3 separate regions of the Homo sapiens genome follow, and all the other regions are linked to region 2. The links are chromatin contacts, found by Hi-C or POLR2A ChIA-PET in ENCODE. All regions are on one chromosome and are shown on one strand. The core of a region is the stretch at or near the end of the contact, and the rest is flanking DNA. Distances in the headings are between cores, read along the strand shown.

Region 1 (4,294 bases), core at 1,472-3,971, 400 kb after region 2:
AACGAGCTGTGGGTCTCCCAGATGAAGCTGCAGTGCTGGAGTTTACCCACAGCCAGAGCCAAGCAGCAGAAACAATCAGGAGGGAGGGAGAGAGGGAGGGAGGCGGGAGGAGTAGGGGAGGGAGGGAGGAATGGGCGAGGGATGGAGGGAGGGTGGGAAAGAAAAGAAAAGAGAAAAAAGTTGCATAGTTCAAACCTCTTGCAATATAGGGCTCTGGGTGTTCCTGTTCAACGCACTCAGATGGCGGCCTCAGCTTGCACTCCCCCAGCAGCGGGGGCTCACTGATCCACCAGTTAATATATAATTCAGCCTCAGGCAGACTTCATACGACGTGGCGTGGCTAAAAATCAGTGAAGGTGTTTGCATGTTGTGTCTGTCTGTATGCCTCTTGAGGACCTGGGTCTACTTAACTCCTGCCCTCCTCTCTGGCAGCCTCTTCCTCTGGCCACTGATGGCTCCATAGGGGAGTGATCAGAGCCTTAGTGCCAACCTTCCAAGTCAAGTCACTCTGAGGACCATGCTGTTGAAACACTTTCCCCAAAACAGTTTGGCTGTGTGCAAAGTATAACACAAATTTTTAGTTTATTGCAGATATTAGAAACTTCCTGGCTGGGTGCGGTCATTCACTCCTGTAATCCCAGTACTTTGGGAGGCTGAGGTGGGCAGATCACGAGGTCAGGAGTTCGAGCCCAGCCTGGCCAACATAGTGAAACCTCGTCTCTACTAAAAATACAAAAGTTAGCCGCATGTGGTGGCATGGGCCTGTAGTCCCAGCTACTTGGGAGGCTGAGGCAGGAGAATTGCTTCAACCTGGAAGGCAGAAATTGTAGTGAGCCAAAAACCTGCCATTGAACTCCAGCCTGGGTGACAGAATGAGACTCCATCTCAAAAAAAAAAAAAAAAAAACTCCTAAAATGCATGGCTTCAAGGCCTTGTGCTGTGTATTTTCTATATTTAATGTTATCAGGAACCTGAACCAAGGCCTCAGACTCTGAGACCCCACCCTGTGTTCTCCACCTTGACTATCCTTAGCGGTTCCCAGTAACTTTCTGAACAAAGCCACTTGTGTCTAATAAACAAGCAAAGCAGGTGAGGGATGTCCTGGGATGTGCTGCATTTTGTAGCTTGAAGGTAGGATGTTTTTAACTTAAACTTGCAGGAATCAGAAAAGTCAAAGATGTGGTAGGAAAAGGCAAAAACGGATTGTTTCTCTTGCCTTTTATTAAAAAGAAAAAAAGGAAATATAACTGCGGGTCAACTAGCAATGTAGCAATGAGAGGACTTTTTGAGGATGTAAAATTGCAACGATGAGGAAGAGGGGCCGACTTTGCAAATGCTGGAAGAGTAGCAGCCGCCAGCTGAACCCCACTTGATGGTTCCTTTGACACTGCTTTGAAACTTTCATTTTGAGTCATCCTTTGTGCTCAGCAGTAATCCCGGTTTGGCAGATAAATGACCACAGAGATAAAAGACCTTTGAACTATCTCTAAATAAATCCGTATAGCAATTCCTACCACCAACACCAAAAAAAAAAAAAAAAAAAATCATTAGTGATATGCTCAACTAATAGAAGTTTCTCCAGGCATCAGACATCAGGCACTGGTGCTGCCCCCCAGCTAACATAATTCAACACAGCCCAGGCCTCCCAAGTGCCCAGCACCACTGCAGATCACTGTGTGCCCACTCTGTGCCTCAACTAAGGAAGCTCCTATGGATGGTCCGCAGGGAGAGATGCCAAACAGCAATGAGAGCAGGACATACTAAGCAAAGGGCTGTCCTAAGTGTCCAACGGACAACTTCAACCTCACCACAGTGACATCAACAAGGAGGGGCTGCTGTTATCCCTGATTTTCCAACTGTCAGGAAACGTTTCAAGAGGTTAAGTCTTGCCTAAGATTATGCAGGCTGTCTCTGTCCAGAGGCAGAGAGACCATGTTCCTGGAATCAGGGTATCTGAGTTCTAATCCACTTCCAGAGTGGAGGCTCTTTCTAATAGACCCTGTACTCCTCATCTAGAATTTCACATACAGAGCACACCAGCCATGCTTCAGAGAATAAATGACTTTCTGTCTGAACAGAACACAGTTTTTGCTGGTTACTCTGCCAGATGCATTTTCAATGGCATAGAATTCACCAAAAAACCTTCCTTGGGGGGGTCCAAAGAGAAAAAAACAAACAAGAGAACACCAAACCAGGAGGAAACAGCCAAGCTACATGTTTTAAACCCCCAGAGAATCCCAAACACAGGAAGAAAAAAAGAGAAAAATAGAAGACGGGGTTGAGGGATAACCAAATATTCCCAAAATATATTTACGGAACACGAGTTTGGTAAATCACCACATTTTAAGCTCAACTCTGACCCTTGCTCCCATGATTTTAGATCTTTTGACATTTCGGGCTAAAAGGAAACAATTTGATGACGGAACAGTGGGTCCAAACAGAGGTCAAAAATCTGTTTATAGTAATGAGCGTTCTTAAAGAGAAACACTTGCCCTGCTGATGAAACAGAATGGCCCTTAAAGTTTCTAGATTATAGAACAGAAACAAGACCTCAGAGGGAAAATGCTGCTTTGTTTTTCTTCTTCATCTTTTTCTTTTCTTTTCTTTTCTTTTCTTTTTTTTGAACATGTAGAAGCTGAGAAGCAGGGAGGTAAAGTATGCTGGCCGAATGTGATTGTGAGTCACAGAGGCAGAGCCGGTGCCCAGGGCTCCCCATCTCCAAGGCCAAGGTTCTTTCCCTCACACTTTCAGCTGACATGTCCAATGCTCCCTGCTGCCCTGCAGAAAAGGTCGTTCCCCACCTTCCCTGCTGCTTTAGCTACAACATAATCAGAGAGAAATCTATCAGGAAACAAAATTTCCAGGCATTCTAATGAATACATAGAAATGTGGTACTTAAAAATGTTTTTAAATCTCAGGAGACAAAAACTAAAATGAAACAAGAGGGGAAATTCAACCTCTTGTGTAGAAATGCTATGGAGACCTCATCTCCAAGTCAGGATGAGGGTGTTGTGGAGGAAGAAGCTCATACTCCCAGGAGTTTGAAACACCACATTCCCACCCCCAGAAGAAGAGAGGCCAAGTCTTCTGTAAAGCAGTACACTTGGGAGTGACCAGAGAAAGTGCTGACAAAATAGGATGGCAAGGGAAGGACACTTGAACCACCAGGAGGGTAGAAGGCTCTCTGAGCCACCCACTTGTGTGGAGGAGAAGAAAACCATGGGTGCAGCAGCCAGAGGTTAGGCAACCTGCACCCTTGGCAAAGCAAGCCACCCCTCACCCTCTGCCAAACACCTCCTCTCATAGACCCCTCCTCACCCACGTGTAAACGAAATTGCTACAACCATTAAAGGTCAAGAGAGAAATGTGCTTCTCAGGACATGCCAGGAAAAGGGAAGAACCCTAGACCAATCTCTCCTTGCTGAAAACTGTGTTACCAAAAGGCTCCCCTTTCATGTCTCCCATTTTAAGCTCCTCTACACAGAGTCACTCTCAGCAAGTTCCCCAGCACCCCTGCAACCGTTCCTTCTCCCTGATTCAAAGCCCTGTGAGCACCCCTGCTACTTACAGAATTAAATCCAAACTCGTTTATTTGACATTCATTGCTCTCTGCAATCTAATGCCAACCTCTCTTCCCATCAACAACACCTAAGAAACTTTTTTCCTATCCATACTTTGTGTGTTTGCTCTTTGTGTAAGGAGGAAATAAGTGCATGATTTATTTGGCTTCTCAAAAGCAGATTGTGAATGCTCAGGACGGAATACAAGAGTCTTTCCCTAGGCATATGATGACGGTCTAGACCAAGACAAATCCTGAATGTGCTTCTAGGACCATGGCAGGCACCTGATGGGTATAAGGTTGAAGTCCTTGCAACAGGAGGAAATAAGATCTCCCAATAGAACTGGAGAGGAGGAAAAATTAAATCCAAAGAAATGAAATAGAAGTTGTATTTTTGTCAAAAGCAAATAAAATTTGTAAGTACAATGAATAAAAAAATAGGGCTTTAACTAGTGAGCTTTGAACACTCTCTCAAAACCATGGAAAACTTAGAATTAGGGAAAATGTGGCAGATTATGCTTGTGCCACCCCAGCTATATGAGAAAGTATGGAAAAAACACTCTAGTGATCCTCACCTTTCAGAAATCCTTTACTTTTATAGGGTGTGGCAACTAAGGGACTGGAATACACATTTGCTTGGAGTCTAATAGAATTGGCTTCATAGGAAAACCTCGCCCCTTCCAGCTCCTCCTCCTTTGAAGCAATCTGAGCCTCAAGTTCCTGTAAATAAATAAG
Region 2 (4,027 bases), core at 1,193-3,692:
AAGAAAATCCTGACAGAGGAGATTTTTTATTCACTTTCTTGACTTATTTACAAAGATCTCCTCCTCCCTGTGTTTGTGGTTGTCTGACGGGCATACTGTGTTCGCCAAGTTGTTCTGATGATCTTGCGGTGTTAAGTGCCAATGGTGAAGGAGAATATTCTGCTCTGAAAAATCAGTAGCTGAGCCAATCAACTTGGACTCTCAGTGGCCTCAATACTTTGGGACAGAAGTATTTCAGTAAGTTGATCCTTTAGCATCCTAGTCAATTGATGACACTTCCATCTATTTAAAACATAAACTCACTTTATCTGGAAAATTATCTCATTAGCTATTTAAATTAGTTAAGTTAAATTTCTGGCTATGTGCCACTCATTCATTCATTCATTCAACAAAGATGAATTGAATTCTGCTAAGAGTCAGGCCTTGTTATAGGAACTGTAGCAGTGAATAGAACAAACAAGTTAGTAAAAGCCCCTGCCCTTATAGAGTTTATGTTCTATGAGAAGCAGATGAGGAATGAATCACACAATTTAAAAATTATGTAATATATTAAAAGACTTTAAGTGCTAGAGTGAAAAATAAAGTGGGAAGAGAATAGGAGTGGCTTGGGCAGAGACTTCTAGTTTTTAAAGGCAGTGCTGTAAAAGTCAGCAAGATGGGGTGTGCTTGGCATCTTATTGGCACAAGGATGCCAGTGTGGTTAAGAAGTGAGCAGGAGAAAGCATTGTTAGAGGTGAGATCAAAGAGGTGATGGGGTCAATGGTATAGGACTTGTGGGTCTTTCTAAATGAACTTTGAGTTTTACTCTGAGTAAAATAAAGGCACTGGAGGGTTTTGGATAAAGAAATGGCATAATTTGATTTATGTTTTAACAGAATCATGCTGTTGAAGCTAGAATGAAGAGTCCAAGGTTAGGAGTAGGAGAAGTTAAGAGAGCTCTACCATAATGTAGGCACGAGATGAAGGGATTTTAGTGGTTTAGGTGAGACGGTAGCAGTGCAGGTAGTCAGAAGTGGTCATCTAAGCCAAAAGTTGCTGATGGATAGGATGTGGGGTAAGAGAAAGTGAGGAGTCAGTGATGACACTGAGGTATTTGGCATGAATCAGTACCAGAATGGTGCTATCACTAATCAAGACAGAGAGAACTGCAGAGGAGTCAGTTTTTGGGGAAAGGTCAGAGCTCAGTTTTTGACATATCAGTACCTTTCTGGTGGATCCAGTGCTGTGTGAGAAGGAGTCCTTGCAAGAGCCTCAGCCAAGGGTTCCAAACTATGAATAAGTAGTTATTCAGTGAGTCAGTCTATCTATCAGAAAATATTTGTTGCGCACTTACTGCATTCCAGGCAGTGTTCCAGGCTCTTAGGCTACAATAGTGACTAAGTCAAACCAATCCTCTTTTGTTATGGGCTTACCTTTTTGTGAAGGGATACAGAGGTAAAAGGTAGATGGTAAAAGATAAGATGGATGATAAAAAATAAGAATCTAGACCTTTATTCTCCTTATGTTAGTCAGCTATCCTTTGGTTATGAGCACTAGAAGACGGATGGATGGATGGATGGATGAATATAGATGAGTAGATGGGTAAGTGGATAAAGATATAATATGATATAATATGATAGATATACATGAGATGATTTCAGAAAGTGCTAAGTCCTATGAAGAAAATGAAACAGAACGAAAATAAATACATTTTAAGAAGAAGGACCCATTGTGGAAGCTGCTTTAGGCAGGGTGGCCAGGAAAGAATTATCTTAGAAACTGATACACAAACTGAGATCTAAATGACAAGGAACAGCCAGCTACAGCGAGATCTGGGAGAAAATATTCTAAGTTTAAAAGAGACGAAATCAAAGTCCTGAGCTGATGGTGTCCTTTGTGTGTCCAGGGCACAGAAGGAAGGCCAGTGAGGCTGGAGTGTGGTGAATATGGGACAGAGTGGTAGGAGGATTGGAAGAAGATACAGCGAAATAGGTAGGCAAGCGTCAGATCAGGTAGGACCTTCAGGCTGCAGGAGAAGTTTAGATTTTATTACAAATGTAAAGATAAATCACAGGAGGGATATCAACAGGAGGGTTTCCTAAGCTGATTTGTATTTTTGAAGATCTCTCCCATAGCTTTGTGAAGACTGGCCATATAATGAAACAACAGAGAGAAGAGAGGAACTGCTGGGCGGCTGTTGAAGTGGGTTGTAGCACTGAGATAACAGTTGTGGGATTTGGCAGCATATACTAGAGCCACTCTAGCCAATACAGTAGCTACGAGAGTGCCACATGTGACTCTTTCTATTTACATTTATGTTAATTAAAAATAAATTAAATTTTCAGTTTCTTAGTCACACTAGTCACATTGCAAGTGCTCCACAGCCACATGTGACTTGTGGCTTTTGTGTTGGACAGATATAGAACATTTTTGTCATCACAGGAAGTTCTACTGGGCAGTGCTGCTGCAGTGGTAAAGCCACAATGTCTCCATACCAACTAGCTGGAACAGCTGTAGATAAAGACAATGCAAGATTTTCACATCAGATAGATCATCAGGAAAGCAGAAACAGACCAAATGCTTCAGATTTTTTTTTAATCTAAAACAGGCAAAAGTTGATGTTGGTTTGATATCTTTCTTCTCCTATTTCTGTAAGATTATTGGATTATCACAGACTGGTGCTTTCTGACCTCCACAGTCCATATTCCTTCTGTATCTAGCCTTTTATCCTGATAAATTCCTAGTAAGAACCTAGACCTTTATTCTCCTTAGTCAGCTATCCTTTGGTTATGAGCACTAAAAGTCTATTCAAACTAGTTTAAATATTAGAAAGAAGTTATACATGTAAATATATAACTCATAGAACCCAATGGCTACATAATGGGGTATCATAGGACCTGCAGAGTTGGGAGATACTAAGAATTTCTCATCTCTGCTTCATTTTTCTGTCACAGATGAGCTTCTCTACTCGTGCACTCATCACGTAAATCAGAGCAGTACCCAAAAGTGGCCACACCCTTTGAATCTATATAGGTTTCTAGTTAAAGCACTGACACTCATTAATTTAATCTACTTAATCTAGGAGTTCCTTTTTAATTCTGAAAAGAGACATGGATTTCCTGAGCTTCATCTGGTGTAGTTAGCCATGGCATGGCTTGGGGAGCTTCTGGTACTTGGGGTTACATTTCAAAGAGGAGGTTCTCTAGAAGGTGGTGTGAATGAAGAAGAAACAGCAGTAAAGAAATGACTGCCATTTTTGCCAGTGTCCTGTTCTTACTCAGTATTCATGGAACCTAGTGAAGATTATACCAAAGCTACAACAGGCCAGACAGGCACCTATTAGTTATACATGTATTTAGCAATAAGCTTGGCATTCTAGAAGACATGAGTCCTATGCTGTAGGTATTTACTAATTGCTAGACATTCCTTAAGCAGAATCCTTACCTTCAGAGGAAGGAACCAAAAGGAATAAATCAGGCAATCAACCTTTGACTAGTGTTATTACAAGTAAAGGGAAAAGACTCAGAAAACTGGTAATTTCACAAAAGTATTGAGGGAGATAGATGTTCTTGTATCCATGACTACTCAGGCCTTCTCTGGTTTCATCCCTAATTCCTTGCTCTGAATTCAGATGGCTTCTTGCCATCTGACAAGATCACCTATGGTAACTTCTTGGTGGATGCTCATAACTAGAAGCTTGAAGACACAGGCTGTGGTTTCTTCATCCTTTATCCAAAGCACAGTTTCTGGCATAGTAGATGTCCCATAGATGTTAAATGCATGGGTGGATGGATGGATAATGATTAAAGCCTCAGTTGAAAAGTTTGGCATTCTTATGAATTCTGCTTAGTCCCCCTGGAGAGGCCAGATCCTCTTCTTCATCCACATCTTTATCCTTTTTTACCAGTCTTTTTCAAGAGCAGGGAATTTGTATTGGTATTGAGGACTTTGACATTTGTATTACATGGGAAAAGCAAAAGACTAACAAGGGGATCATGTTCACATTAGCCTGAGGGACTGAGTAGTTTTCAGTATTCAAGCTAAAACA
Region 3 (4,250 bases), core at 1,026-3,525, 270 kb after region 2:
GCACTGAACTAGCAGTCAAGAGACTTGTAGCTCGGGTACTACATGGAGTCACATGAGTTTGGCCATGGATGGTTTTCAAATAAGTCCACAAATTCTTTGGTACTCTTCCTCTCAAAAGGTGGAGCCTAATCCCTTTCCCCTTGAGTGTGGCTGGCTTTAGTGACTCATGTCTAGTGAATAGATTGTGGTGGAAGTGAGGGGTGTGATTTCCAAGACAAGGTCATAAAGGCATCATGACTTTCTCCATGGATAACTCGCTCTAAGAAAAGCCAGCTCTCTTGTTGTGAGAACCCAACAACTCCATGGAGAGTCCATGCGCTGAAGAACTGGAGGTCTCCTGCCAAGAACCGGGAGGAATTTGCCAGTGTGTGAATGAGCCACCCTGGAAAGGGGATCCCATAGACCTATCACACAATCAGATGACTACAGCCATGGCCAACATCTTCCTTGACTGCAACTTCATGAGACCATGAGCCGGAATGACCTAGCTAGGCTGCTCCTAGATTCCTAACTGATAGAATATCTGAGAAGTAATAAATGCTTATCGTTTTAAGCTACTAAGTTTTAGGGTAATTTTAATGCAGCAATAGATAGCTAATACAGGGTGATTAACTTAAACTCTCTAGGTATCAGTTTCCTTACTTTTATGTTAAGGATGAACAAATCATAAGTTTCCAACCCTGGCTACATATTAGAATCACTTAGAAGCTATTAAAAGCATTTAATACTCAGGACCTATTCCAGACCAATTGAAAGTGAGTCCCTGGGCATGGGGAGGCCCCAGCATTGACATTTCTAAAAAGCTCTCCAGGTGATTCTAAAGGTACTGCCAGAATTGAGTACCAATGAACTAGATGGGTTTTTTGTGTTCTAAAATACTTCTTACAATTTTACAAAACCCTTGGCAGTTTCAGGAACTGGGAACGTGAGAGTTGGACCATTTCTTCATTCCCATCTCCCTCTCATTACTCCAGATGCCTGGACACTGTCCAGGAGAGCCAAAGACAGTTTCTTTACTCCAGCTGGTGAAATCTGGCCCAAGACAAAGAAGTGTATTTTAAGATGTAAAATGTCATTACCATAAGGATGAATCTTGAGAAATAGGAAAACAGCCCAGACCTGAGGTGAGCTGGCAATTGATCAATTCCCTTATCCCACTGCATGAAGAGAGTTAAAAGTGGGCCATGCTTGGCTTAGCAGAGTCCTTTTGCAAAAGAGGTGTGCTATGCCACTAAGCATGAGCCCCTTGCAGAGGTAGCGCCATGTCACTGCTGGGATCTAGCAAGGGTAGTCATGCTGGTGAATTTGAGCCAAAAGGCATGCTGGCTCATTGGCTGCGAGAAACTAAACAAGTCAGTTCATGTCTCCAACTCAGGGTCCACATCTGTTAAAGATGGAAATTATATATTTGCCATGTTGACCTTGCCAAATGGAGGAATGAGACAATAAACGTTGTAAGCCTCATAAAGAGAAGTGTACACATGGCAGGGTGCAGGGTGCTCTGTCCCTAAATCATGAACAGCCATGGAGAGAATTCGACCATGCACAGGCCTCTTCTGGGGAAACAATAAACACTAAATGCATAAGTCAAATAAAATAAAAAGCAATGTGGATCAAGAAGACAACTTGTTCTCAGAATGACCTCCTTCTTACGTTTTCCTGCTCCTGCTGCTATCAAAAATTACATATCAATATGATTGTTCTCCACCTGCTCTTCCTAAGGAGGTGCAATCACATCCCTCTGTACTATTACTGGGCATTCAGCAAATATCAAGTCTGAGTCCTCCTTTATCTGTCCATCTATTCATTCCACAAATGTTTATCCTGTGCTTACTGTACACAGGTACCCTTAAAACCCATACAGGGAAGGAGAATGCTTATCCCATCTATCTTTCATCTCAGACCTCCACTTATCTGGATGCCCCTCTTTGGTCCTCTACCTGTTGTTATGCTGTTAGAGCCTAAGTAGTCTGGACACTTTGTAATACTGCACATTTACCTCAACCTTGGTGTTATTTCCAGTGCTGGCAGCTCATTCTGCACAGTATACAACTGGACTGCCAAGAGAATGGAAGATTCATAGCAGAGGGCACGTCCCATGGTTCTCCATCACATCTGTAACAATAGCTGAGAGTCCGGAGATGCTCAAAGAGCCAGTGCGGGCTAAGGGCAGCCTCGCAGCAGCAGCAGCAGCAGCAGCAGCAACACCCAGGTTTGCCTAGCATGCTGACTCATTCTTCTTCCTTCCCCATTCACACACCAGTCTGCCCATCCCCCGGGGTGACGGAAGTGGAGAAACAGATTAGACTTTCTATTTTGGCAGAATGTCTGCTACTTCCCTGGTGGCTCTTCACCCTGATCCCACCAAGGAGCACAATTTCTGGGGTTCATCTACACTCGTAAACTGTTTAAGACACTGCCAGCTGAGCATTTCAGGCCCTCCAGAAGCAGTGCTTCCCAGGTCTCTCATCTGTCTATCCTGTAATAGTTAATTCTTTAGAAAGAAGCAATGAGAAGGCTGGGTTTTTTTTTTTTTTAAGATATTAAGAGAATCATTCATTGCTGAGAAGTCACATCAGGGTCTCATCCTTCAAACCGACAGTTGAGTGTGTATCAGCCTGAGAGAGAGCCTGATTATTAGTTTTAAAGAGCTTATTTCATTCTCTTAAAAATGGGATCAGTTCATCTTTGTCACATCTGTCTCTGCATGGCTCCTGCATGCCACAACAACTGTCAGCTCCAGGCATTACGTTATTAAGGTGTAGTGTGGGGTGGGGCTGAGGGGGTCATTCTGGGTGTTCCTGTTTTCCGAAAAAGTGAGCAATGAGATTCAGAACGTAAGTAATTAAAAGGGTTGATTTGCTCACGTGCATTCAAGAAAGAGCTGAGAAGACAGTTTCTATCCAGCCCACCCCATACCCCATTGGTTGGAGAAGGGATGAACTGGGGCTGAAGCACTTTTCTCTTAGCGGCAATAAGCAGGGCCTTGGAGTAAACTGTCCTAGTAAGGAATGATGTAAATGGTACACCTGTCATAAGCATTTGTCACCTTCACACCCCAAGGGCTACCTAGCTTTGGCCAGGTGACAGATGTACAACTGCAGCAAGGGACCCAGATGTTCCCAGTATCTGGATAAAGAGCATCTTCATGGTGTCCCAGCTCCTTCCCATTCTGTCATGAATTACAGTAAGGGCTAAGCTAAAGTATCAGATCAAAAAAGGGTAGAATCTTCCACTGTTCTGGCATATATTGAAGGCTGTCATTCACATCCATAAGAAGACACTGCGCAGGGTGTGAAGCGAATACAGCTCAATACTAAACATCAATACAAAAGGAGTAGATAAGCAGTAAGAGACTCCTACTCTGAAATACAGGATGGATAACATGGAGTAGATAATAAAATGCTAAACTGAATATAGCTGGGTGTTAAATGTGGCTCACAAAATGTTTTAGAAGTGACTGAGGAAGCAAAAGGACAGAGCCAGGCATGGGCTGCTCCAGGCTGAAGGACTTAGAAGAATCCTTAAGCCTGGGATCATCTTCATTACAGAAAGGAGGAGGGAGACTCCACCAAGCATGGGTCAGCAAGAGAAAACAAGCCACAGTGGGAACGAGCCCTGAGAATTGTGGAAACATGGCCCACCCAGTCAGTTCAAGAGAATGGTGGGCAATTCAGCTGAATTCCTCTAGTGTGACTAGAGGAGATGTGTTTGCATATGTCTCTGTATACACCCACGACTGTAAGGCAGATAATCTGAAACGACAGATAATCAAAACATCCTTTAGTATATATCTATGCCCTGGAATTGATATGGATAGGTCAGAAAATGTAAGGCTTGCAACACTTTCCAAGAAATAATGAAATGCCTCTAAAGACCTGAGTCAGGAGGAGCTGGGCAGCTGTCATGCTCATCCTAGGAATGCATGTGTCCCTCCCAGCTCCTTCCTGCAGCAAATGGACCGCATCGCCTCTTAGGCTGAGGCAAAACACCTGCATTTTCCAGTGTGCTGAGGCTGAGCCTTTCTCCCACCCCATCCATGTGATGCAAAGACAGCATTTATGTGATGACTATGTACAAGGGCATATATTCTTAGTTTCTGCGGGACTAGAACATTCAATAGTCCTGTATCCGTTATCAAATAAAAACGATTTCATTAAATTTATTTTAATGCATTTAACATACTTCATACATTTATAAAGGTATTTAAATAAATGATTTAGAAAGAAAAAGGCTTGCTATAGATGAAA

Evidence for each region. A loop is a pair of places that touch in the nucleus more often than their neighbours do. ChIA-PET counts read pairs that join two places held with the same protein, here RNA polymerase II (POLR2A). Pooled maps may share reads with other maps.
Region 1: a map with no recorded cell type shows a loop between it and region 2 (7-fold over the local background). The contact joins two enhancer-like sites. A Hi-C loop is called at or near these places in 2 of 37 single-sample maps with no recorded cell type and 3 of 50 pooled maps. POLR2A ChIA-PET finds 5 or more read pairs at or near these places in 2 of 52 experiments (GM10248 and activated B cell).
Region 3: a map of natural killer cell shows a loop between it and region 2 (4-fold over the local background). The contact joins two enhancer-like sites. A Hi-C loop is called at or near these places in 1 of 168 maps with a recorded cell type or tissue (natural killer cell), 4 of 37 single-sample maps with no recorded cell type and 2 of 50 pooled maps. POLR2A ChIA-PET finds 5 or more read pairs at or near these places in 1 of 52 experiments (BJ).

The regions. Positions count from the first base shown.
Region 1 is chr18:44,707,063-44,711,356 of GRCh38, reverse strand. The region is part of intron 2 of SETBP1 (SET binding protein 1); the gene reads right to left. Among named protein-coding and RNA genes, the nearest start is that of SETBP1, 28 kb to the right of the region's middle. Within about 2 kb of position 2,721, at least 9 of the 41 ENCODE cell types and tissues checked have a DNase peak (open chromatin) inside an H3K27ac peak, as active enhancers do.
Region 2 is chr18:45,104,871-45,108,897 of GRCh38, reverse strand. All of the region lies in intron 3 of LOC105372091 (a long non-coding RNA gene), which reads left to right. Among named protein-coding and RNA genes, the nearest start is that of MIR4319, 140 kb to the right of the region's middle. Within about 2 kb of position 2,442, at least 4 of the 41 ENCODE cell types and tissues checked have a DNase peak (open chromatin) inside an H3K27ac peak, as active enhancers do.
Region 3 is chr18:44,837,361-44,841,610 of GRCh38, reverse strand. All of the region lies in intron 2 of SETBP1 (SET binding protein 1), which reads right to left. Among named protein-coding and RNA genes, the nearest start is that of MIR4319, 130 kb to the left of the region's middle. RefSeq lists an enhancer at 1,993-2,142. Within about 2 kb of position 2,275, at least 20 of the 41 ENCODE cell types and tissues checked have a DNase peak (open chromatin) inside an H3K27ac peak, as active enhancers do.